Regions from separate parts of the Mus musculus genome. Here all the other regions are linked to region 1. A link is a loop called in an ENCODE intact Hi-C map of the cell type or tissue named here. Cell type or tissue: gastrocnemius. All regions are shown on one strand. Each heading gives the region's core, and the rest is flanking DNA. Links, peaks and the distances in the headings are about the cores only.

What was found. A loop is a pair of places that touch in the nucleus more often than their neighbours do. Peaks named below come from ENCODE experiments on the same cell type or tissue, not always from the same donor. Only the 100,000 strongest peaks of a DNase experiment are listed, where the experiment ranks them.
Region 2: it touches region 1 in a loop (2.8-fold over the local background); 19 of 42 quality-filtered maps call a loop at or near these places.
Region 3: it touches region 1 in a loop (11-fold over the local background); 11 of 42 quality-filtered maps call a loop at or near these places.
Region 4: it touches region 1 in a loop (2.1-fold over the local background); 21 of 42 quality-filtered maps call a loop at or near these places.

Annotation. Positions count from the first base shown.
Region 1 is chr9:106,277,780-106,283,635 of GRCm38, reverse strand. Poc1a (POC1 centriolar protein A) reads right to left here and starts at 2,575. Exons shown (of 11, transcript NM_027354.2): 1 at 2,180-2,575; 2 at 700-784. The coding sequence starts at 2,197. In gastrocnemius, for the core only: a CTCF peak has its summit at 3,081; DNase peaks (open chromatin) are centred at 2,346, 2,619 and 3,043; H3K4me3 peaks cover 1,639 bases; H3K27ac peaks cover 1,804 bases.
Region 2 is chr9:106,213,493-106,219,348 of GRCm38, reverse strand. It overlaps Twf2 (twinfilin actin binding protein 2), which reads right to left. Exons shown (of 9, transcript NM_011876.3): 7 at 5,098-5,248; 8 at 4,872-4,993; 9 at 3,962-4,521. The coding sequence ends at 4,354. Among named protein-coding and RNA genes, the nearest start is that of Tlr9, 6.2 kb to the left of the region's middle. In gastrocnemius, for the core only: a CTCF peak has its summit at 3,450 (motif pointing left); no DNase peak of the experiment used is centred there.
Region 3 is chr9:106,157,581-106,163,436 of GRCm38, reverse strand. It overlaps Glyctk (glycerate kinase), which reads left to right and starts at 5,299. Exons shown (of 4, transcript NM_174846.4): 1 at 5,299-5,856. The coding sequence starts at 5,572. D030055H07Rik (a long non-coding RNA gene) reads right to left here. Exons shown (of 7, transcript XR_003948237.1): 7 at 2,738-3,656. In gastrocnemius, for the core only: no CTCF peak of the experiment used is centred there; a DNase peak (open chromatin) is centred at 3,515; H3K4me3 peaks cover 1,481 bases; H3K27ac peaks cover 1,659 bases.
Region 4 is chr9:106,228,218-106,234,073 of GRCm38, reverse strand. It overlaps Alas1 (aminolevulinic acid synthase 1), which reads left to right. Exons shown (of 11, transcript NM_020559.2): 11 at 1-619. The coding sequence ends at 37. Among named protein-coding and RNA genes, the nearest start is that of Tlr9, 8.5 kb to the right of the region's middle. In gastrocnemius, for the core only: a CTCF peak has its summit at 3,134 (motif pointing right); no DNase peak of the experiment used is centred there; H3K27ac peaks cover 240 bases.

The DNA of each region.
Region 1 (5,856 bases), core at 578-5,577:
AGAAAATGTGCCGCTTTACTGTTGGCAATCAAACTGAAGACTCAAAAGCAGCCAGTTTGAGGCCCATGCCACAGGACAGACTGAAGATGTAGCTAGAATGTACAGGAAAAAAAAGAGTCTCTCTGTCTCTGTCTCTGTCTCTCTCTTTTTCCTTTTTTGGTTTTTCGAGACAGGGTTTCTCTGTGGAGCCCTGGCTGTCCTGGAACTCACAAAGATCCACCTGCCTTTGCCTCCCCTAGTGCTGGGATTAAAGCTACATGCCACCATGCCTGGCCCTAGTTTCTCTCTTCAAGACTGCATTACCAGCATGCACAGAGCCTGCATGGCTCTGTACCCAGGTCCTCTGCGGTACATACTATAGATTCCAATTTAATGTCATTATGGGATTCCTGAGTGTGTACACAAGTATGTCTCTAATACTTTTTCTAAAATGTGCATTTGGTGTTTTTCCTGCAAGTATCTCTGTGTGGGGGCGTCAGGCCCCTTGGGACTGGAGCTATAGACAGTTGTCATTATACTCTTCACATGCAAAAGGAGCTTATGGAGCCTACTGAGCCCAGCATCCAGAAGGCTGGCAGCTAGAAGCAAAGCCAAGGCTAGAAAGAGCAGCATGTCCTTGCTGTATCTGGCATCCCCACACCACGTCTCCCAGTGAGAAACTCAGCCGTCTCAGTTTAGAATCCTGAGGCCTTCTCTTACCCAAGTGCTTGGTGTTGAGACTGAAGTCCACACAGGTGACTGCATCTCGGTGGCCCTTAAAATGTCTCTCCAGTGAGGGGTCCTCCTGGAAAAAAAAAAAAAAAAAAAAAGCAAGGTCAAATGGTTATAACGAGATAACAGGTCCTCCCTGGAACTAAGACTCTTCCTATAACCAGGAGACGTTAAAAGCACTCAAATCATGATCTCGTATGTTGAAAATTCTAAGGAATCCACTATAAACTGCTAGGACAAATGAGTACAGCAAGGAAGGGTTCACGATCAGCAAACACACAACCACACAAACGATCAGACGAATCAATAAATCCACAACAAACAGATCAAATATGGGCCCAGTGTGGGGAACAAACACCTTTAATCCCAGCACTTGGGAGGCAGAGGCAGGTGGAACTGTGAGTTCAAGGCCAGCCTGGTCCACACAGTAAATTCCAAGAGAGCCAAGACCATAGTAAGTTATCTCCCTCCACCTCAAACACCAAAAATTAAAAACAAAACAAGCAAACAACAACAACAAAAAAAACAAAACGACAAAACACACACACACACACACAACCAAACCACCTGAAGAGCTCCAAGGAACCCAGCTTGGGAAAGGATATTTCTATGATACAGCGAAGCCATTGCTATTCCACAAAGCTCTACCCCAAACAAAGGTGAGGCCCAGTGCCCAGCTCCACCCCCAAGCACACCTGCAGGTTCACGCCTTTTAACAGATGGCCTGGTAGTTCAGGGGTAAGAATCAACTAAGGAGCAAGGGCTCATTCCCTCTCCTGTCCTCACCAGAGCCTCTCAGAAACACAAGGGTGAGGAAGTGTCCATCCTAGGCTCAGTGGGCAGAAGCAGATTCAGGTCTGACTCCATCAGTGACACCCCTTCCCAATGCCTTCTTCCCTGAACAGTTTCCCCTAAAATCTGCGTGGAGCTAAATGTAAACAGAATATCAAATCGGCACTCAAAAGTCTGGTTTCTATTTCTACCCAAGTCTTCTCAGGTGCATCAGGTACCACCTGGCCCTGTGGAAGCAAATTCTTATTTAAAGGACCAATTTGAAGTCCTTTTCTGGAGTGGGGGGAGGGGTCAGAATCGAGCCCTGGACACACTGCAGGCTTCCGCTATCCCAGGCATCCCGATGGCCTACTGCTTCTACTTGTTGGAAAAGGATGTCACCTCCAAAAAAGACCTGTTGCTCACAAGAGGCCAAGCTTACGAGGCTCGCCCCAGGCCACGACAAGGGTCGGGCCTTGATGGTGTCTTCCTCAATACGCCGTACATTCCAGAGGCAGAGACTTATTTCTTCGTCCTGGTGGTCTAACATCTAGCCTGGCACCTGGGGTGCTAAGTCAATGCCCGGATCCACCCCGTAACCTTGGATGAGGAGGTCACCCTAGAACCCCGCGTCACCATCCGCCTCTCTCGCGGCCATTGTTCCAACCAGTCAGGTGCTCACTATCCAGGGACTTACCTGGCTGGGAGCAGCCATAGCGGGGCTAGCGGGCTGGTAGGACCAGCTGTGCCCCAAGTGCCAGAGATAGCTGGGTCGGCAGTTGTGCCAGTTCAGTTTCCGCGCCCCCAATCGCCACCAATAGCAACGCCGGTGGCGTCGCCGCGTCCCGCCCACCGCAATTAAAGGAGAAGCGCCCTAGGTTTTTGTCCGCCGACCGGAAGTCGGGTCGTTCGATAGGCGTCAAGCTCTTGTCCTCCCGCTCTTCCAGATGAGGTGACCCGCCGAGCAGCCAAAAGCCTCAGTTCGCTGTCACACTTTCCTCCTAAGAACTTAAAAAAAAAAATCTTAGATGAAGGTTTCGGCCCTTCAGCTCTAGCTCAGGTAACGGAGCGCGCAGCCATCGGGGAAATGAAGTTCTACATAGCACTTATACCCCACAGTCTTAATAAAGGTAGAACTACATTTACCGAGATGCTCCGGGGCGGGCGGAGTTTTACCATTATGAGTGACAGGCTTAAGTATCCCGGAAGGAGGATACTGACTGGCCTTGCTCTTGGCTTAAAACGTCCGATCAAGGCGCCATGGAGAACCAGGTTATTAGCGCCTTGGGACCCCAGAATGGTTCGTTCCTGCGAATACTCCTAAGTGTCTATTTAAAAAAAAAAAAAATGGAGTCATTCAAGAGTCAGAACCATGGTGCAGAAAGACATATGTTCAATTCTTAATTCTCTACTGGGTGACCTCAGGAAAAATGCGTCTACTCCGAGGGCCTGCCTCCGCGTTTGTCTTAAGAGGGGATGTGACTGCGGCCCGTCTTGCTCGGAACTCTTTAGCCTTAAGAAGGCTTTGGGTCGTAGCCTGACCTTAGCTCCAAAAAAAAAAAAAAGGTGAAAGAAGCAATCGTCGGGCGGAACCACCAGAGGCCGTCCTTTTCCACCTTCTGCAATGAAAGCAGCCGAAGCCCAGAGTGACCTGTGCATCTGACCTGAACTGGATGTTTTGTAAGATTCAAGAACCTTCCATCCATCATCTCTCCTGGGCCGGCCAACTTGTCCATACTCAAAACACTAATTAGGATCTGGCTGTGTCCTGAGGTTTCTTACCACATGCCTAGGCTTGAAACTGTGTCCCTAAATCTGCAGGGACAGTAAACTCAGAAACTGGCGTGTGGGGGAGTGTATTTGGACCTAAAAGAATGATTCATTGGTTCAGAGTGTATATGGTTCTCCCAGAGGACGAAAGTTCTATTCCCAGCTCCCATGTCAGATGGTTTACAACTGCCTGGAACTCCAGTTCTGAGGCAGTTCAACACCTCTTGTCTCCTGAGGCACACACACACACACCATTAAAAATAATTCTTTTAGTGTTTTGATGAGAGATACAGGATCTATATCTGATCCTATTTTAACTATGTTGGCATAGAATTGGTACCTTGACATTAGAAATGTTTAAGCTAATTTAACATAGGCAAGGTGAAAGTCTCAAGACAAAAATAGGTGCTCACAAATTCCCAGCCTTCCCATAAACAGTTTTCAGTTTTTCTCTTGTCAATAAGTGTGTCACGAGCACCCCATGCCAGAAACATGATGGTCACGTTTGTATATTCCTACAATGTCAAAATGAATTGCCTCTCAGGAAATTCCCAAGCTGTAGCAGTTTGCTGCTTTTCCAGATAAGGTCTCTCTATGTGGTCCTAGCGTTCCTTCCTCTGGCAGCCACAGACTTTTTATTTTTACTTTTTTAGGAATGTCATATGTAGGAATGTTTTGCCTACCTGTATGTATATGTACCATACTTATGTCTGATGTCTTATGAAGACGCCGGATCCCCTGGAACTGGCGTTGCAAACAGTTGTGAGCTGTCACGTGGGTGCTGGGTCTGAAACCCAGTCCCAAGTAACCTTAAACCAGCCCCACTAATCTTTTTCTGTTGCCTTGCTTTTTTTCTTTTCTTTCTTTTTTTTAAGAATATTGTGGGGTAGCCACCAGAGGAGACTGCTAAGACACGGATTTAAGCCAATAAAAAGTCTTTATTAGCCAGCCAGCAACTACACTGGGTGTTGTTCAAGATCCCATTGTAGCCGCAAGGCTTTCTCAGGGTGAGCTTTTAAGCATAAAATGTTCTGGGGGACTGGAGAGATGGCTCAGTGGTTAAGAGCACTGACTGCTCTTCCGGAGGTCCTGAGTTCAAATCCCAGCGACCACATGGTGTGTCACAACCATCTGTAACAAGACCTGATTCCCTCTTCTGGTGTCTGAAGACAGCTACAGTATATACATATAATACATAAATACATATAATAAATAAAATAAATCTTTTAAAAAAAAACATGTTCTAGATTGACATACTTAACATGAACAATTAGTCAGAAGAGAAACCACAGAAGTCCAAAAGCAAGGTTAGTACATTTAGAGAGTTTCCCATATCTCTGGACTTTGACGAATTAGGTAATTGTTTTAGTTTTGGCAGGCGGTGCTATCCATGTGCTGAGTTTTACAGCCTGAATGGTATTTCGGCAGTTGTGGGGTTTCATGTAGGCTGGCCTTCAGATCACTGCATTAGCCGAAGAAAGCTTTGAACTTCAGATGATCCTGCCTCCGTTCTGGAAATACAGGCTTATACCATCTTGTTTGGTTTACACAGTGGTGGGGATTTATGCATGCTAGGCAAAGCAAGGTCCCATCTGATCTATAACTCTAGTTACATGATTCCAATCTTAATTGCTAACATTGTTTCCAGATCTCTTACCTTTACATAATAAGGTACATGGAAATATGTGTATATAGGAATGTATGCATACGCAATGTATTGTTTTTAAGGATTTATTTTATTTATATCAGTGCACCGTCTCTGTCTTTGGACACACCAGAAGAGGGCATCAGATCCCATTACAGATGGTTGTGAGCCACCATGTGGTTGCTGGGAATTGAACTCAAGACCTCTGGGAGAGCAGTCAGTGATCTTAACCACTGAGCCATCTCTCCAGTCCCCAACAATGTACTATTATGTAGACTACACAGGAGAGATTGAAGAGATCTACACATTTCAAAGAAGCCTTGCTGGAAGGAGAGGTAGGGAACGGATACAGTTGCGAGGAGTTCTGAATATTGTTATACATGTTGTTAATGAGCACAGTTGAGAACTGTAGGTGGTTCTCAGGGCCACCCTGCAGGGGCAGAGGGGCTGCAGAGACACGGGGCATCTCAGATATGGATGGACAAACAGAGGAATTTGAATGAGCCAAGTTAAGGAGAGGGAGTTGCGTTGAGTCTTAAGGACTGTGAATTCTGTTGGCCCCTCACACATTCACTTGGTGACTGGGGGACTGGTCACTGAAAAGCAGGTTAGTGGCGCTGTTACAGGTGTTAGGTCTTCTTTTTATGGAACCCAGAGGAGGTTATTGCACTCTTCCTTGGTCCAGTCTGTTCCGAGGAGTTCTCAAGGGGCTGGGCATGGCAGCATGTGCCTTCAATCTCAGCTCTTCGGAGCAGAGGCAGGAGGGTCTCTGTGAATTTGAGGCCAGCTATTTCTAGATCAGCCAAAGTTACAGAGTGAGATCCAGGCACAAGTCAACAAAGTTCTCAGGCCTGGAATTTCTGGTACTTTTTTTTAAAAGATTTTATTATATATATATGACAAGTACACTGTAGCTGTCTTCAGACACACCAGAAGAAGGCATCAGATCCCATTACAGG
Region 2 (5,856 bases), core at 448-5,447, 64 kb after region 1:
ACTTTCATTCTGGGTCCCTCCTTTGCCCAGATCTATAAAAGTAACTTTATTCTACTCTATTAATTGTTGGCTTAGAGGATTTACTGCCTGCCCATCTGCTAACCTAGGCCTAGTCCCGGAAGCTTCTAGCCTCTTTACAATCTTCTTGTCTAGGTCTAAAATGTTTTCAGCCTCTGAGACTTGCTGCTGAATAAGCTCACCCCTTCTAGTTCTTTCTGAGAGCTGGCTGGCTGACTCAACTCAGCTGTTCTGGCTCAAACTCCTCTCCAAGCTCATTCGATCTAGCTTCTCTCAATTTCTGATTGAGATGCTCTGCTTGGCTTTAAACGAACTTTGGCAATATGTTCTAATCTTCTGGCTCCTTCTCATTCTCTGGATCGTTCTGTCTTTAATGTTCTGTCTCTGTAAAATTCTCCCCATAAAACTGCCTCCCCCTTTCTCTCTGATGCTTTCTCTCGTATGTAGCTTCCCTTTCCTCTCTCTTCTCCTGAGAGTTGGGCCTATCCTAGTCTGTCAACTCTTTCTCTGATTCATCACTTTGTCTGCCACTCAATTAGCCATCACTTTCAAACATGGGTGCTTCCTTCTACAAACTATTTTACCTTCATTATTTGTGTAAAGGTGTGTACTAAGGGTGTGTCTGAATCTCAGCTAGAGGGATTAAAGAATGTGCTAAGGACTGGGCCACACCACAACTAGAAACAGGTTTTTGTTTTTTGTTTTGTTTTGTTTTGCTCACAATCTTGGGGTTCACAGTGTGATCAAATATCCTGCAACACAGATCCTTCCATAACTATCCCGAGTCCTAGTCACTGTCCATGCAGTGGCTCTGTGTGCTCTGTCCTTCCACTTCTCCCCAGTACTGCATCACATAACACCCCTCAGCCCTTCCCACCGTATGATAAGTAGGTACTGTGTATAACCAATCAATCCTCCCCACCTGTAACCCCAAGAAACCTCTGAGGAAAGTCGGGTAGCCTGTGGCCAACTTACAGGTTCAATTTCCTCTCTCCAGAAAGAACCCACCCACAGGTGCTTGGAACTCCTCTTTATGTAAATGAGGTACCTCCACTGTAGCCAATAATGTATATTCACCCTGAAAATTCCTACCCGCTCCTCAAGATTATATAACCCTTGCTCACCCCAACAAAGCTGAGCTGTCTCACTGACGCTGATCCTGGACGTCAATCTGCTCAGTGTATCCCCGACATCTGAGCCCTCCCTTCCCCTCCTGCTTCCTTTGTCCTTGAGGCCAGTGGTCAGCAGCCTCTCGGTAGAAGGAAAGTCACAATCCCCCACGTGATCCAGTTTGCCTTCTGCCTTTACACACATCACCCTCGCTCCGTGGGGGCTTTTCCTGACCCTCTGATGAACCTCCCAGCTGAGCTCCACACCCATCCTTCCATCGAGGATGATGTAGGAGAACAGAGTTCAAGGCCTGCCTGGACTACATAGGGAAACCCTGACTCAAAAGAAATATAGACAGGGGGCTGGAGAGATGGCTCAGCGGGTAAGAGCACTGACTGCTCTTCCAAAGGTCATGAGTTCAAATCCCAGCAACCACATGGTGGCTCACAACCATCCTTAATAAGATCTGATGCCCTCTTCTGGTGTGTCTGAAGACAGCTACAGTGTACTTAGATATAATAATAAAATAAATCTTTTTTTAAAAAAAGAAAAAAGAAATATAGACAGAAGTAAATAAACCTGCCAGCCTAGATCTGGCTCTCCCGAGCACTGTGGCCGACCAGCCCAGATCTGGCTCTCCTGAGCACTGTGGCCGACCGGTTTTCAATTTGCATAGCATTTTTCAACAGCTACCACTCTATATCAGCCACCCTTCCTGCTTGGTTGTATACTGTCTTACTCTCCTGTTGAAATGTTCGTTTCTTGAGGATAAAAACTTCCATCTGTGTCTGCAGTGCTGCTCGGTATCTGCTGAATCTATGTACTGCCCACAGCACTCGGCTTTGGATAGGCAGTCTGGGTTATCTTTGAGTGAAATTCGAATGAATGAATGAATGAATGAATGAATGAATGAATGAATGAATGAATGAATGAGAATGAATGAATGAATGACCATTCTCCCGAAAGTGGCAGGGTTCGACACCAGTCTCCTGGCTCTCCCTCGGCGGAGTGGATCTCATAGCAGGAAGGGTCCAAGGTACCAATAATCTAGCTGACTCAGCAGCGTGAGAACCTTCTTGCCCCCCTGAGAACCAGTATTTGGGCTGAGTCTCTTGTGGATCTTTACCAGGGCCCCATCTTTTTTGTCCATAATCCTAGGGGCTTTCATAGAGGTTGAAAAGGGACTCCTGCAATGGGACAATGTCCTGAGCTAGGAAAAACGACAGTGTCCAACCAGCAGCTGAATGTTTCTCCAGCTGTGACAGGAGGTGTTTCAACCACTCTTCAGAGGCACAGACTACACCCCTGGCTACTGCTGAGTATCAAACGTGGGCCCTTTCCCAGAGGTTAAAGGACTCCTCATGATCAGGGAATCAGCTCTTCACATACACTCATGATGCTACATTTCTTGGGAATAGGAAAAGAGGCCCGGAGAGGGGCACAGGGCACTGACAACGTGGTCAAGAACACACAGGACTGGAGACCCCCAGATACACTCTCTAGAATACCCACCATCCCCCAGTGCCTCGGTGTTGTGAAACCCCAGCTAGAAGGGCCCTTACCAGGGAGGTGGGAGCCAGGGGCAGCGCACACACCTTTCATCCCAGCACCTAGGAGGCAGGAAGCAGGTGGCTCCCTATGATTTTGAGGCCAGCCTGGTTTATACAGCAAAGCTCCAGGCTAGCCGGGGCTACATAGTAAGATTCTGCTTCAAGAAACAAAACAGAAAAACAAAAACCAGCAACAAAAAAATGCAACTAAACAAAAAATGTCTTCTTAGGGACCCATCTCCCGATTCCCCCAATCCTACATTATTGTCAGGGGAAATGGGGGCAGAAAGCTTGGAGGGCAAAATATCCCTTACAAAGCAGATGCAGGGACTGTGGGTGTAGCTCAGTTGGTACACTGCTTTTTTCAAGGCTTTGGATTTGATCTCTGATACTCCATAAACCGGACACAGTGGCACACACCTATAGAGATTCAAGATTATCCTCAGCCACACAGGCAGTTTGAGGCCAGTCTGGAGTCCATGAGATTCTGTCTCAAAAATCCACCCTACAAATGAATAAAACAGAGACAAAGCCAGGTATGGAGATGCACATTGGTACATCCAGCATTGGGGAGGCTGAGACAGGAGGACTGCCTTGAGTTTGAGCTCAGCCACAGTTATGTAACAAGACCCTGTCTTGCGAGCTGGAGAGATGGCTCAGAGGTTAAGAGCACTGTCTGCTCTTCCAGAGATCCTGAGTTCAATTCCCAGCAATCACATGGTGGCTCACAACCACTGTAATGAGGTCTGGTGCCCTCTTCTGGCTTATAGGCATAAATGGAGGCAGAACACTGTATACATAGTAAATAAATAAATCTTTAAAAAAAAAAAAAGGAAACCTGTCTTGAGATAGAACACAAAAATATTAAGAAGAAAAAGTAAAGATGGAAAAATCTGACTCCAGATTGAGGCACGAGCCCAGGGAAGCCAAGACTAGTGGAATCTGGTTTAGTCCAGAGGTAAAAACTCGGCTAACTCTGCCAGGAGCCGGCTGTGTGCACCATGGCCTCAAGATCTCTAAGAATAAATCTGCAAGGTTTTCTTTTGTGTTTTTGAAACAGGGGTTTGTTTGCTATGCTGCTCAGGTTGGGCTCAAACTACCACTTTTTTAAGCCGCTGAGTTTGTGGTAACTTGTCACATCAACCACAGGAAACAGAGACACCCAGATCTTCATAACCTCATGGGTAGGGCTTCTGTCCTTACACTCAAAGCATGCCACACACCTGAGGCCAGGAGTCCATCAGACCCCCTCTGAACGGGGAAAGGCACCCAGGCTCAGTATTGATTTAAAAATATTTTATTCTTTACAAAATACAGCATTCAACCATCCCTTCCTGTGACATCTGGCCCCTGCCAACCGTCCCCACCCACTGTAGCCAAAGGCTTTTGGGCTGGGCTGCAACCACAGCACGAAATTTTCTGGAGGCTAGGTTTGTGCCAAGGTGGGGTTTCGCCAGCCACCCTGTACACACAGATGAGAGGCAGGGACAGTGACAGGGCAAGGTCACACAGTGCTGGTCCAGAGGCAGGCCCTCAGATATGGTCAGCCACCTGCCCTCCTTGTCCCACAGGAAAGCAATTCCTTAGAGCCCAGGCTGGGGAGGAAGGAAGTCCAGGGGTGGCAGAGTGGCAACCCTGTAGTCCACGTGCCCGGCCCTGTTCCCAGTCCAGACACCTAGCTGTCTTCCCCGTTCTCCCCGGGGCCCCGGATGAGGCGCTTGTGGCCCCGCTTGCCCCCGGGGCCTTTGGGCTTGGCGAACGCCTGCTTGAACGCGTGTTGCTTGGGATGTACCTCGTCATAGAGGAACTCAGCTGTCAGCTCTGCTCCATCGCCGATCTCAATCTGCATGGGTCAAGACAGAAGTCACCACTATATCCAGGGCCCAACACATACCACTCTCAGGGAAACCCCACTTCTGGAGTCACTCTTGATATCTGTCTTCTCTTAGGTAACCGCAGGATCTACAATGCAGGGTCTGTTACCCCACTGGCCTGAGTCACCTTCTCCTAGCCCCATCCCCACCAGACCTAGGAAAAGGAGGTGGTAAGGCAGTCAAGCCTTGGGCTTATGTGTGCCTTGGTTTGCCCTGGGCCTTAGGCTTTCCACCCATCCAATACTGCAGCAGTGAGTCTTGCAAGAACATAGGACTCCAGTGGAGAGTAGAGTGCTGGGACCCTGGGAACAGGCCGTACCTTCTTAGCTATCTCCAGCTGGAAGTCTTGCTCTACGGAGTCAAGGAGGCGGCTCTTGCAGCTGGAGTAGAGCATCCGCTCCTTGATGCTGCACTTGTACCCGGGCATGGAGTAGATGAACACTGGAGGGGATGACGTGGTGAGGTACCTGCAGACCTCCCCTAGCAGGCCCAAGCAGTGGCTTGTCATTGCTGCTCCCTGCCCAGTCCCTGTCATGGCTACTCACCCACAGATTCAAGGGCATCACCCTCATGAGTATGCTTGTATAGGAAGAAGTGGTAGCGGGCAGCATCTCGAGGAATCCGTGAGGGCAGCTGGGCCACATTTGTGGGTTCTGTGTGTACCAGCTCGATGGTCTCCCGTTCCAGGTCCAGCTTCTGAGGAGGAGCAGGGGAGGTATGAGGGTGCCAGTGTACCCATAAGGAAGCAGGATTGTTGGGCGGGTAAGAGTGTTTGGGGTCCCCATCTCTAGGGTCCCCTTCTCAAGGCTGGACCTCATCAGACTGCGGGGCTTATTCTAAAGAGTCCCTCCAGCCCCAACTCTGCCCCTTTTGAGGATTCTGCTAAAAAAAAGAAGCTCCCACTGAGATCCCTGTCTGAGGTGTCGTGGGGGGCCTTGACTTCAGCAAGGCACTGCCACAGGTTGACTGTCAAGAGACAAAGCCCCAGGAAAGTGTTGAGAAGGGAAAGGCATTCTGGGGCAGAAGGACTCTACCTGGGAAAGAGAAAACTCAAAAGAGCTACAGAGGAACTCTGGGATAGGACAGGGTCAGTCCTGAGGGCCAGTGTAAACCATGGTGTCTATATGTTGTAAAGATGTATAGGGCCACACGCTTAGAGGGTATCTATTGTGATTAAGACCTGGGGGCAGGCAGAGGAGAAGAGAATAGTATTATCTTTTTTTTTTTTTTCCAAGACAGGATTTCTCTGTGTTGTCCTGGCTGTCCTGGAACTCATTCTATAGACCAGGTTGGCCTCAAACTCA
Region 3 (5,856 bases), core at 548-5,547, 120 kb after region 1:
CAAAGTGATGTTAGGTCCAATAGGGAGGCAGGGGGTAAATGTCTGATAAGGGAACTAAATAGTTTGGCATGGCAGCTCACAAAAGAGGCTGAGGCAGAAGGATTGCTAAGAGTTCCAGGTCCCCATCTCAAAACAAAAACAAAACAAAAATCTCACTAAAATATGGGCTGAGAGATGGCTCAGCAGTTAAAGGCATGTGCTGCTCTTCCAGAGGACTCTTGTTCAGCTCCAGGTTCCCATGTGAAGCATCTCACAACTGACTGTAACTTCACTTTCAGGGGACCTGGCACCTCTGGCCTCCTTTGACACCTATACTCATGTGTATGTACCCTCACAGAAGCACACACATACACATAACTAAAAATAAAAGAAATATCAAGAAACATCAGATCCAAGCAACAATAAAAACTCAGGAGAAACAAAATTTGCTCAAGATATCAGCTCTAGATGTGTAACATTATAATTCTCCAGAATCATAGAATTCCAGTCAGTAATTAGTCTCCAGACTCTCCCATTTAGGTATGGCTTTCAATCCACCAACAGCTGCTACTGTTGGAAAATTTGTCTATCTCTAAAATTCCTGTTGAAATTCAATCTTCAAAGAAAGAATGTTAAGAAGCAGGGTCTTAATCAGGTGTGGAGATGCAAACCTTTAATCCTAGCACTCCAGAGATGGGCAGACAGATCTCTGTGAGTTTGTTCTTCACAGTGAGTTCAAAGATAGCTAGGACTACATAGTGAGACCCTGTCTCAAAACAAAACAAAAATCAAAACAAAACAAAACAAAAAGTGGGGATCTGGCTAGGTCCTGAGGCTATGTCCATTGTAAATGAGATTAACACCTCTTCTAAGAGACCCATCCACCCTCCACCAGGTGAAGTCACTGTTTATCTCCTCTGGAGGATACAGTGATATCATTTTAAAAACAGAAATAAAGCCATGACCAGACACCAGACCTGCAGATGACTTATTATTTTTTTTAGATTTATGTATTTATTTTTTTGTATATGAATACCCTGTAGCTGTCTTCAGACACACCAGAAAGGGCATCAGATCCCATTATAGATGGTTGTGAGCCACCATGTGGTTGCTGGGAATTGAACTCACAACCTCTGGAAGAGCAGTCAGTGTTCTTAACTGCTGAGCCATCTCTCCAGTCCAACTTACTTATTTGTGTGCATGTGTACATGAAGGCCAAAAGACAACCTTGGGTGTTATTCCTCAGGTACTATCCATCTATTTTTAAAATTAACTTATTTTTAAATTGTGTGTGTGTGTATGAGTGTTTTGCCCACATGTATGTTAAGTGCACAGTACTGGTGCCCTAAGAGGCAGGAAGGGGGAGGGCACTGGCTTCCTTAGAATTTGGAATTAGAGATGGCTGTAAGCTGCCATGAGGGTGCTTGGAATAGAACCCCCATCCTTTGGAAGAGTAGTAAGTGCTCTACATATCTCTTCAGTTCCCCCACTTCTTTTGAGACAAGGTCTTACACATCCCAGACTGACCTTAAACTCCACAGACAAGGATGGCTTTGAGCTCTTGATTCTCCTAACTGTGGAGATTATAGGCATGTACCACGAAGCCTGGTTTAGGTGATGTTGGGGATCAGACCAGGGCCTTGTGCCTGCTAAGCAAGTCCTCCATTAGCCGAGCTACATTCCCAGCCCTGTCTCCACTAAAAAGGGAAAGACTTCCTTATGTATGTGTTCTGCCTCACATGTATATGTCCACCACATGAATGCCTGGTGCCCGAGGAGGCCAGAAGAGGGCATCAGCTTCTCTGGAACTGGAGATCTAGGGATAGTTGTAAACCCCTTGGGTGCTAGGAACAGAGTAACAAATGCTCACAACCACTGAAACATCTCTCCAGCTCTCTGTATCCATTTTTAAAAAATACTCCACTGCTATCCCTAATCTAGTCACAAGATGCATCTGATAGCAAGACAATGAAACCTACTGCATGGTATTGAGTTGATCTAATTCTTTTTTTTTTTAAGTTGACTTCTACATCTTTTATGTCTGTTTTTTTTTTTTAAGATTTATTTATTTTTTATATGAGTACACTGTAGCTGTCTTCAGACACACCAGAAGAGGGCATCAGATCCCATTACAGATGGTTGTGAGCCACCATGTGGTTGCTGGGAATTGAACTCAAGTCCTCTGGAAGAGCAGACAGTGCTTTTAACCGCTGAGCCATCTCTCCAGCCCCTGAGTTGATCTAATTCTTATGTATTTCTATTGCCCTCCGTACAAACAGAAACTGCAATTTTCTTTTCCCCTTCTTCTTTCTTTTTACCTTTCTTTCTTTTCTTTCTTTCTTTCTTTCTTTCTTTCTTTCTTTCTTTCTTTCTTTCTTTCTTTCTTTCTTTCTTTTTTTCTTTCTTTCTTTCTTTCTTTCTTTTTTAAAGGATTTTGAAACAGGACTCCACTGGGCTGCTAAGACTGACAGGGAACAGCAATGTCTTCAGTTGCAAAATGGAAGGGATTTCACAAAAGGAAAAGAGGTAATGTGGAGTGGAGGAAGTGGCACATAATAAGGAAATTTAGACAGCGTGTGGGGTGGGGTGTAGTGGGGTCCTGATTGAGCTTCTCAATTACACAGCAGTACACACCTGCGACTTTAGTACTCAGGAGCCTGAGGCAGTAGGATCATAAACTTGAAGTCAGCCTAGGCTACAAAGTGTGTCTGTGTATGTGGTAGGAGTCGAGGTTAAAAAAACAAAACAAAACAAAACAACCTTTTAAAGGAAACACGTTTGAAACAATCCTTTCCATCAGTAAAGGATTTTGGAGCCCAGCCAATAGTTGATTTTTGAATGTGGGAAAAAGGCAGGACTGGATCATAGTGGACACAATGTGAGAGCAAGGGTAGGGAGGAAGAAAAGACTTAGGGGTCATTTTGTTTACAGTCATTTTGCTCGTGTGTTCAAAAATCACCCAACAGAAATCTTTTGCTGAGTTAGCTGTATGTGGTGGCTTACGGAGAAAAGAGGTAAGCATCAATGAATTGTCATGGATGTCTTTAAATCGCTTTCTAGAGGGGTGTGTTGTAGCGCTCGCTGATGTTCAGCCCTGTTCGGAACCGAACAAGAATTCAGGGTGTATTTAACGGTGGACTAGATCTAACAGGATGAACAGGGAAGGCTCATTACAAATCACACAGAACACAGAAACCAGAGCCCCCCACTCGCCTCTTTTCAGGTTTTCTCTGAGTGTCAGTGAGGCCGGAAAGTTCTAAACCAGGTTCTCGGTCTCTAGGGAGATCTCAGACCAGCCACTTCCGGGTTAATCCCCACCCACAGAGTACTTCCGGTCTCCAGCGCCAGAAGCTGCGGGAAGGTGAGTTTGCGTCTCAAGCAAATAAATGGTACTTGGAAGTCGTTCCTGGCCCGGACAGAGACCGATCCAGGCGACAGCAACCCCTTAATCTTGCGACATCTTGCACTACACGGCAACATTTCCCTCGAGAAGATCACAGGCTCAGGCTCAGGAGACGTCACTTCCGGTCACCTGGCGGTTGGCCAATTCCGGACTTGATGTCAGCTCCGCTTTGGTTCCGGGAGGAGTCGAGCCTGGTCTTCGCCTATCCTCACTTACCAAGGCGGGTGCACTGGAGCTGGGAAGGTGTAGTGTCTTAGAGTTGGGAATTTGGCTCCTGAAAATGCAAGTCGTCCAATTAACTTTAGACTTACCACAACGTAATTTTTAGTTAGAAATAATCCAAAATATACTGGTCATAGTTATAATAAAAAATTACTTATCCAAAATTCAAATTTCACCAAACACCCAGTACTTAATTTGGCAATTTTGGACTTGAACTTTTTTTTTCCCTTGAATTCTAATAGGGACCTTCTAGGCTTTTGCCCTTCTGGGAAAGAGATACAAAATTCACCTAGGACTGAGCTTTATGTTTTGGATGCTAAGATGTGTTTAGTACCAAGCCCGGGGAATCCCATACATGAAAACTGAACATGTTTGCAGGCGTCCCGCGGCAGTGCCCTGTGTATTCCTTTTTACAAACAGTAGTTTCTGGGAAAGCTAGCTGGGAACTACAAGGCTAAATGGCGGAGGTTTGGCAGGCGCTACGTTGTTTAGGAGTGGGATAAACTGTTACCTGGAGTTTTCTCTGTCAGCTTGTACAGAGAATCAGAAAGCCCTAGGTGTCAGGAAAATACGAGCGTCAGTCTCCCAAGCACTATGGAGAACTGGATGACTTTATGCATGCTAGGGAAGGTCTCTCCCACAGGACTACACTTTCAAGTTCCCTTGAAAAGTGAGAGTTAGGCTTCATTGTGTCCCACATCTTGCAAATGAGCTCAGTGTGAGAAAAGATATACTAATACACGCTTTAAAAAAAGCTAGAACCCCATCCCTAGACTCCGCCCTCTTCCACCCATGCTTACGGATACAGTTGTCTTTCTACCTTTTTAGGGGCTTGAATGTAGCTCAGTGGTAGAGCGCATGCTCGCTCGTTACATGGACAGCCCGGGCACAGTCTTCAGTACCCTCCTGTCCCTAAACTTAGATATCTTTTTGCAGCTGAGTCTTTTATTGTTCCTGTATAGTTACGCTGTAGCTTCCCGACCTTTACCCCAAGACCTTTCTGTCCTTCACTCTGCCCAGTGGAGAAAATGATTGTTTGGGCTTCATTACTGGAACCCGGCCTTTGCCTGCTCTAGCACTGGGCTGTTTTTGTTGTGAAGGGTGTAACTCAGGACTTGTTTTTTGCTATCATGGAGCCAGAAAGGGATGTTCCTGGCAAGGCTGATCATGACCAGCTGTATGGGGACAAGGGTGTCTGGTCTTGTCCTATAGATTGAGCCCCATAGCACATGTCCTTTTGCTTATAACCTGGGGACTTGCTGAAGGTCTGACCTTGAGTGAGATTTGTGGTTACTCTTGATTCGTGCCTGGACCACTTGCTGAACTAGCCTGAGTCCTGAGCTTCCTTAGGCTGTGTGCACTGGTAAATCTGCAGCCTTTCCACATGGACCCAGCTTTGCCAGACTGGTTGTATGAGCTAACAGAGCAGGCTAGAGGTCAATGGACTCCGGGTCAGTTGGCTAGACAACCAATAGCCTTTTTTTTTTTTTTTCTTGGCAGTAGAAGTGGTAAAGGAACGTCTAAGGCATAAATGCCAGAAAGGGGGCACTGCCGTGGTGTGAGGGCTTTGGAAGTACAGGATGTGGAAGAAGAATGGCCCAGGGGCCTGCTGGTAGGAACGGCGTCCTTCATGAATGATTAACTTCTAGGCAAAGGAGGTGACCTAGGAGGAAGGTCCACTTAACAGGAACTTTGGACTTGGAGCAGAGTGTCCAGAAGACTGGTGTGTGGTCTACAGAAGAGGACGTGGCTGGGCATCAGGGCTGGGCTTTCAGGGCTGGTGTAAGATCAGGTTTGCTGCAGGCTTCATGACTTCTCCAGGTTTCATTTCAGGTTATGGAGTCCGCCAGTCCTGAGCCCTCGGAGGGGTGGCCATGATGGATGGTGGGGTTCTGTCCGTGGCCTCACTCCTTCTCCTCCCTCTCTAGGCAGCTATGGACACGAGGCTGTGCTGAGAGAAGCGGGGCATGGCTGCGGCCCTACAGGTCTTGCCCTGTCTCCTCCGAGCCCCATCCCGTCCACTCCTCTGGGGGCCCCCAGTGGCCCGGATGACCAGTGGTATGGCTTTGGCAGAACAGGCACGGCAGCTGTTTGATAGTGCAGTGGGTGCTGTGCAGCCAGGCCCCATGCTGCAGAGGACACTGTCCCTGGATCCTAGTGGCAGACAGCTGAAGGTGCGGGACCGGACTTTCCAGCTGCGGGAAAACCTCTACCTAGTGGGCTTCGGCAAGGCCGTACTGGGCATGGCAGCT
Region 4 (5,856 bases), core at 567-5,566, 50 kb after region 1:
CTCAGGCATGAGCAAGATGGTGTCTGCCCAGGCCTGACTCTGACTCAGTTATTCACAAACCCCAGGCCATTACCATACCCACATAGTAGCCAGAATTGTCTTTATATGTGAAATAAATTATATATTAAATCTTAATCTATAGTAAAATCATAGTCCTGGTTAGTGTGTTAGGTGTTTCTGCTGTTGACCACTGAATGAAGAGCTAACTTTCATATGTGGTCTGTAGTATGGAGATATAAATTGTAATGCCTGCCAGGCCACCTGCTGGGCTTAAACCTAACCTGGCAGACCCAGCTGGCACCCCAGAAACTACAAGCAGTGATACCGCCTGCTGTAGGGTTCCCTTCACACTTCTGCCTCAGACCCAGAAGGGGCAGTCAGTGTGCCCACAGTCCTGTCGCTGCTCTTTCCTGCTTTCCCTCAGCCGCTGCCTCAACCTCACACTTCCCACTGAAAGTCAAGCCTGAAGGAGAGCCCATCTATGCTTACCAAGGTTAGCAGCCAGCTAGCTCCTGACTCCTTGTCATGGCCTCTGCAAAGGGGATAGAGGCTTTGTGCATCTCCTCCACCCTCTGCACTTGTATTTGGGTCTTGCTCTTTTTATACAATCTAAAAACACCCCTTGTCTTGTTATGAGTTTTTCCCCTCTGCTGACTGTTTCTCCCACAGGCCTGCAGCAGGCATCACCTACCTATCTGAGCAATAGCCAAGCTGCCACCCAGGCTAGACCCCTCACAGCTGCAGCTGTCTCTGTCCTGCTGTTACCCAGGCTAGACCCCTTGCAGCTGCATCTGTCTTGGTCCTGCTGTTACCCAGGCTAGACCCCTCACAGCTACAGTTGTCTCAGTCCTGCCTTTGCACAGCCCTGGCCGATCAACCTGTCAGCCCTGTTCCCTGGGGAGGTTGCTTTTGGCTTGGCACAGTTTGCTTGTCTTGCCAAACCCAGCCACTGGCTCTGCTGCTTCTCCTTAGACCCTTCGGTGGCATCTGAGTCGTGGGCCTTGGACTTTTTATAGCTTTCTCATCCCAGTCTAAGCTGTGCCAATCACTGCTCCCAGGAGTATTCCTCCTGAGCTGGGTGCTTCTGTGAATGTCAATGGTCCTGCTCCACTCAGTGCTCCACCTCACACTCTCTGAGGCCTCCCAGTCCACACCATGTAGAGAGCACCCTGCCCCACCAGCCCCATTCTGCACCAGGTCCTCCCTGGCTGCTCACTGGCTCAGGCTCTCCAGCTTCTCGTCGGGAGTCAGCCCTGTGCTCTCTTAACATAAATAGCAGCAAAGCCTTTCAGGCCAGGCCACCACTGCCTTCATCTGCCTTTGCCTCCACCCCAACAGCAGTGTGAGTGGTCTTACAAAACCACAGATCGAGGCTACGGATGAAGCCTGGTTGGCAGAGTGCTTTCCTAGTATATACAAAGCCTGTCTCAAAAAAGAAAAAATCGAGAGCCATGTTTCATATAGAAACCTCTTGGGTCTCGTAAATGTGCTGCATTCTAGGCTCCTCGTGCCGACAGACTGGGCTCCTGGCAAACTCACCCCATTGGTCATTCCACCCTTGGGTGTTCACTCTGCTTTGTAGTTGGCCTTCATGTCTGCCTGAGTTCTCTGTACTAGTCCTCTGCCTCAACATTCCTGCTTTGGGTCATAGTATTGATTCAAGACAAGTTTTCATGCCGAAAACTTTTTTTTTTTTTTTTAAGCAGAGGCAGAGGCAGGCAGATCTCTGTGAGTTCCAGGACAGCCAGGACTATGTAGAGAAACTCTGTCTCCAAAAAAAAAAGTTTTTCCTAAGGAGACCTCCCCAGGCATGCTAACCCAGCCACCCACTCTGTTGCCAAAATTCCTTCCCTTAAAAAAATGTATAAACATCCACCCTCTCATCCTATAGTCCCCATGACAAGCCGGGGAAATGGGTCATTAGGCTTCCTTACAGAGCAATGGGTGAGTGTGAGTGACAACACAGACACACTGGGAAGTTGACACCCAGCTAGAATGATAGGTCCCCTAAGCCTGTGAAGATGGAGTCCCCGCCCCTTCTCCTTTAGCCCTTCTTAGATACCCCCAAGCCACATGCAATTAGGGAGAATTACATACAACAGGTTGAGAGGGGTGGCTAGATACTTGGATGAGGGTCCCATGAGCCTCCCCACACGCTCTTTCCTAGAGTCAACACTCCCAGCCATGATGCTCTCTGGCCAGCAGATGGCCGAAGCCTGACATCTCCAAGCTTTTCTCTACCTCTCCCACCCACCCCCACCCTAGTGCCCTGGTCTCCCCACCCGAGACTGCTTCCTCCCTGTTGTAACATGGCTTTGACGATAGGTGCCTTATCTTTTCCATCCTGCCCCCTCCAAGTCCAGCACAGAGCCCAGGATTCAGTGGATGCTGATAAAACATGTACTGATTGAATGGAAGGGGGTCCCAAGGGCATCCAAATCCCTTAGGCAGAATAGGTGCACTGAGGAAAGGCCAGGCAGCAGGAGGTGAAATCCCAGCGGTGAGGTCCGTCTCACAGCTGTAGGTGGGACAACTGCATGTCCTAACTGAGCAGTCCTAATGCTGAGGCTGGGCCTGCTGGTCATGTCCCTTTGTTTCACAGTACTGTGGTGCATGGCAGCATCATGGTCCCATCAGATAAAGGCATCCTACCCAGACGGAAGTCACATCACCTCGGAACCACATCATGGTCCCTTCCTGACTGGCTTTCCCAGCTCTTTCCTCTTTCCTCACTCCAGCTTCCAGAGCTGTCCATTGTCCCTCCTATTCCCACGCCTAGAACACCCTCCACCGCCTTTCCTTCAAGTGGGATTGTTTGCCTCTGGCGGGGGCACTGTCTGAATGCTTGGGTGGACCCACTGTTCCTTCATGAGATGGGAGGGCACATGAGACGGAGTGAGCACAATGTGTAGGTGCATTTTCCCCTCCCTGTTTCTTGGGGTTCTGAGAACACAGGATGGAAGGATCTGCAGGTAGCAGATGAGACATGGAGCTGTTTAAAAACATGATAATTAAGAGCATTTCTAAGCCAGGCTAGTGTGGAACTGTATGAAGCCATAAGGTTCATTTGCAAGAATGTTTAGATGTTCAGGACACAAAGTGCCAAGAGAAAGGCTGAGTTGTTAAAAAACCTTAGTAGACCAGCAGGGGGCATAGCTCAGTAAAATAAATGTCTTGCAAGCATGAGGACCCGAGTTGACCCCCCAACCCTCTTCAAAAATGTCATGCATGACGACGGTGCATTCCCATAATCCCAGTGCTGTGGAGGCACAAACCAGAGAATCCAGGGGGCTCACTGGTTACCTAGTCTAGCTTAATTAGTGAGCTTTAGGTCAGGAGGAGGCCTTGACTCAATGGAGGTGGACAGCATCCCTGAGCATGACACCTGGGATGTCCTCTGGCCTCCACATGCACCCACACGTGTTCCCTCACATGTACGCACACACAGACCGTTTAAAGCTACATGTAAGATGGACACACACTGATCTTGGAACTACCAGAGAACAGCCTTGCTGTTCTGGGAGAGAGACAAGCCCAACACTGGAGGGTGCTTCCCGCTTCTGCTTCTGGCTGTGGTTGAAACAATCTCAGAGTCCCTCAGCGGGGACTTTCCTAGGCTCTCGGGCTACAGACTCTAGTTCTGTCTCATGTTTTCTCCAGGCTGCCCAGGTCAGAGCCTGCCTGGGACTTCAAAGGTCAGGGACCGGACTGTCTTTCACTTAAGTAGATGAGAGGGGCATCATAGCAGAAGCCCCTGTGCTTGAGTCAGAAAGAAGATACAGTGGCAAGAGTTCAGACAACAGCAACATACACACACACACACACACACACACACACACCAGTAAAAGAGGAAGGGGACTGTACTTCCTTCATGGCTATACCCTGGAGGTACAGTGATGGCGGGGGTGGGGGGACAGGCGGGGGAAGGAGAGGGAAGCTTGCAAAGTCAGCAGTTTGTTTGTGGCTAGCTCTAACAATCTCTCCCATCCCCCCACACCACCCCACTCTCACTGGCCTAAGCCAGCCTAACTGGTTCAGGCCTCCTGACCCCAATGCTATGGGCTTCTTCTTCTTCTTCTTCTTCTTCTTCTTCTTCTTCTTCTTCTTCTTCTTCTTCTTCTTCTTCTTCTTCTTCTTCTTCTTCTTCTTCTTCTTCTTCTTTCAGATTTATTTATTTTTATGTATATGAGTTCCCTGTAGCTGTACAGATGGCTATGAGCCATCTGGTTGCTGGGAATTGAACTCAGAAACTCTGCTTGCTCAGGCCCTGCTTGCTCAGGCCCCACTCGCTCAGACCCAAAGATTCATTCACTATTATACATAAGTACACTGTAGCTGTCTTCAGACACACCAGAATAGGGCGTCAGATCTCATTATGGGTGGTTGTGAGCCACCATGTGATTGCTTGGATTTGAACTCAGGACCTTTGGAAGAACAGTCAGTGCTCTTAACTGCTGAGGCATCTCTCCAGCCCTCTCCTCTACTTCTCAAAGGCTGGATTTGGTGTGGTGGTGTTGAAGACAGTGGTCTTAGGATCAGGTTCCTGAAGGCTCCAAGCACAACACTACCCACAAGTTCAATATACTTGTTGAATACAGACCTTGTCCACTGACAGTGGCTGCATTCTGAAGTCTGTGCTGTACAGAAAAAAAAAAATAGAAACCCAGAACTGGGATGGTGGTCTACACCTTTAATTCCAGCACTCAGAAGGCAGAGGCAGGTGATCTGAGTTTAGAGGCCATCTTGGTCTAGGTAGCAAGTTCCAGATCAGCCAAGGCTATGAAGTGAGTTCCTGTCTGAAAAATACAGGCAGATAGGAAGAAAGGAAGGAAGGGAGAAAGAAAGAGAGAAAGAAGGAAAGAAGGGAGAAGGAAAGAGAGAAAGAAGGAAAGAGCTGTCCCACATGCAACAGGACAGCTCAGTGGTAAAGGCCCCACAATAAAGAAACAGACAAACATAATAAAAATGGCTGAGGGGCCAGTTACAAGACCCATCCAGCTAAAGCCCTTGCCTCTGTTGACACAGAAACACAAGTCTTGACATGAAGAATAATAAAAGGTAGTTTATTCTGCAGCCAAATCCAAGTGACCATGTTCCAGGAACACAGATTAGATTACTTCAAACTCCGTGTTCCAATGTGGTAACAATTTGATGAATTTTTTTTTTTTTGGGTAGTAATAGAACAACAACAACAACAAAAATCACAAGTAGAATAGTGGAGGCCAGGCAGTTGTGGCGCATGCCTTTAATCCCAGCACATGGGAGGCAGAGGCAGGCGGATTTCTGAGTTCGAGGCCAGCCAGCAGGACAGTTAGGGCTACACAGAGAAACCCTGTCTTGGGGGGGAAAAGAAGAAAAAAAAGAGACATGGAGTGATGGCATATGCCTTTAATCCCAGAGGCAGGGGGATCTCTGTGAGTTGGAGGTCAGCCTGGTCTACACAGTGAGATCCAGGGCAGCCAGAGCTATATTGTGAAACCCTGTCTTGAAAAGCAAAAAACAAAACAAAACACTACAAGTCCAGGCACCTTTCAAATTCACAGTAAGTCGGTGGGGTTGAGCAAAGTAAGGGGGCAGGTATGTCTCAGCTATTCACGTCAGATGCTACAGGATAACATTGGCTTTTCGTTGGTTGGAAACGGTTTTTGTTAAGTGATTTATCTGGTCAGTTAGAGAGACAGGCAAGGGATGGCTACTCACTCAGAGGACTAACCGCAGCCTAAGATAAATTTTAATTAGGTTCCGGACCTGCAGCATTCCAACTTCTGCACAATGGTTGAGGTTCGGGGAACAGGGAAACTCCTTTCCTGGAACTTATCTTCCTCTCCAGCGAGTTCAATCTCTGCGCCTGGAATG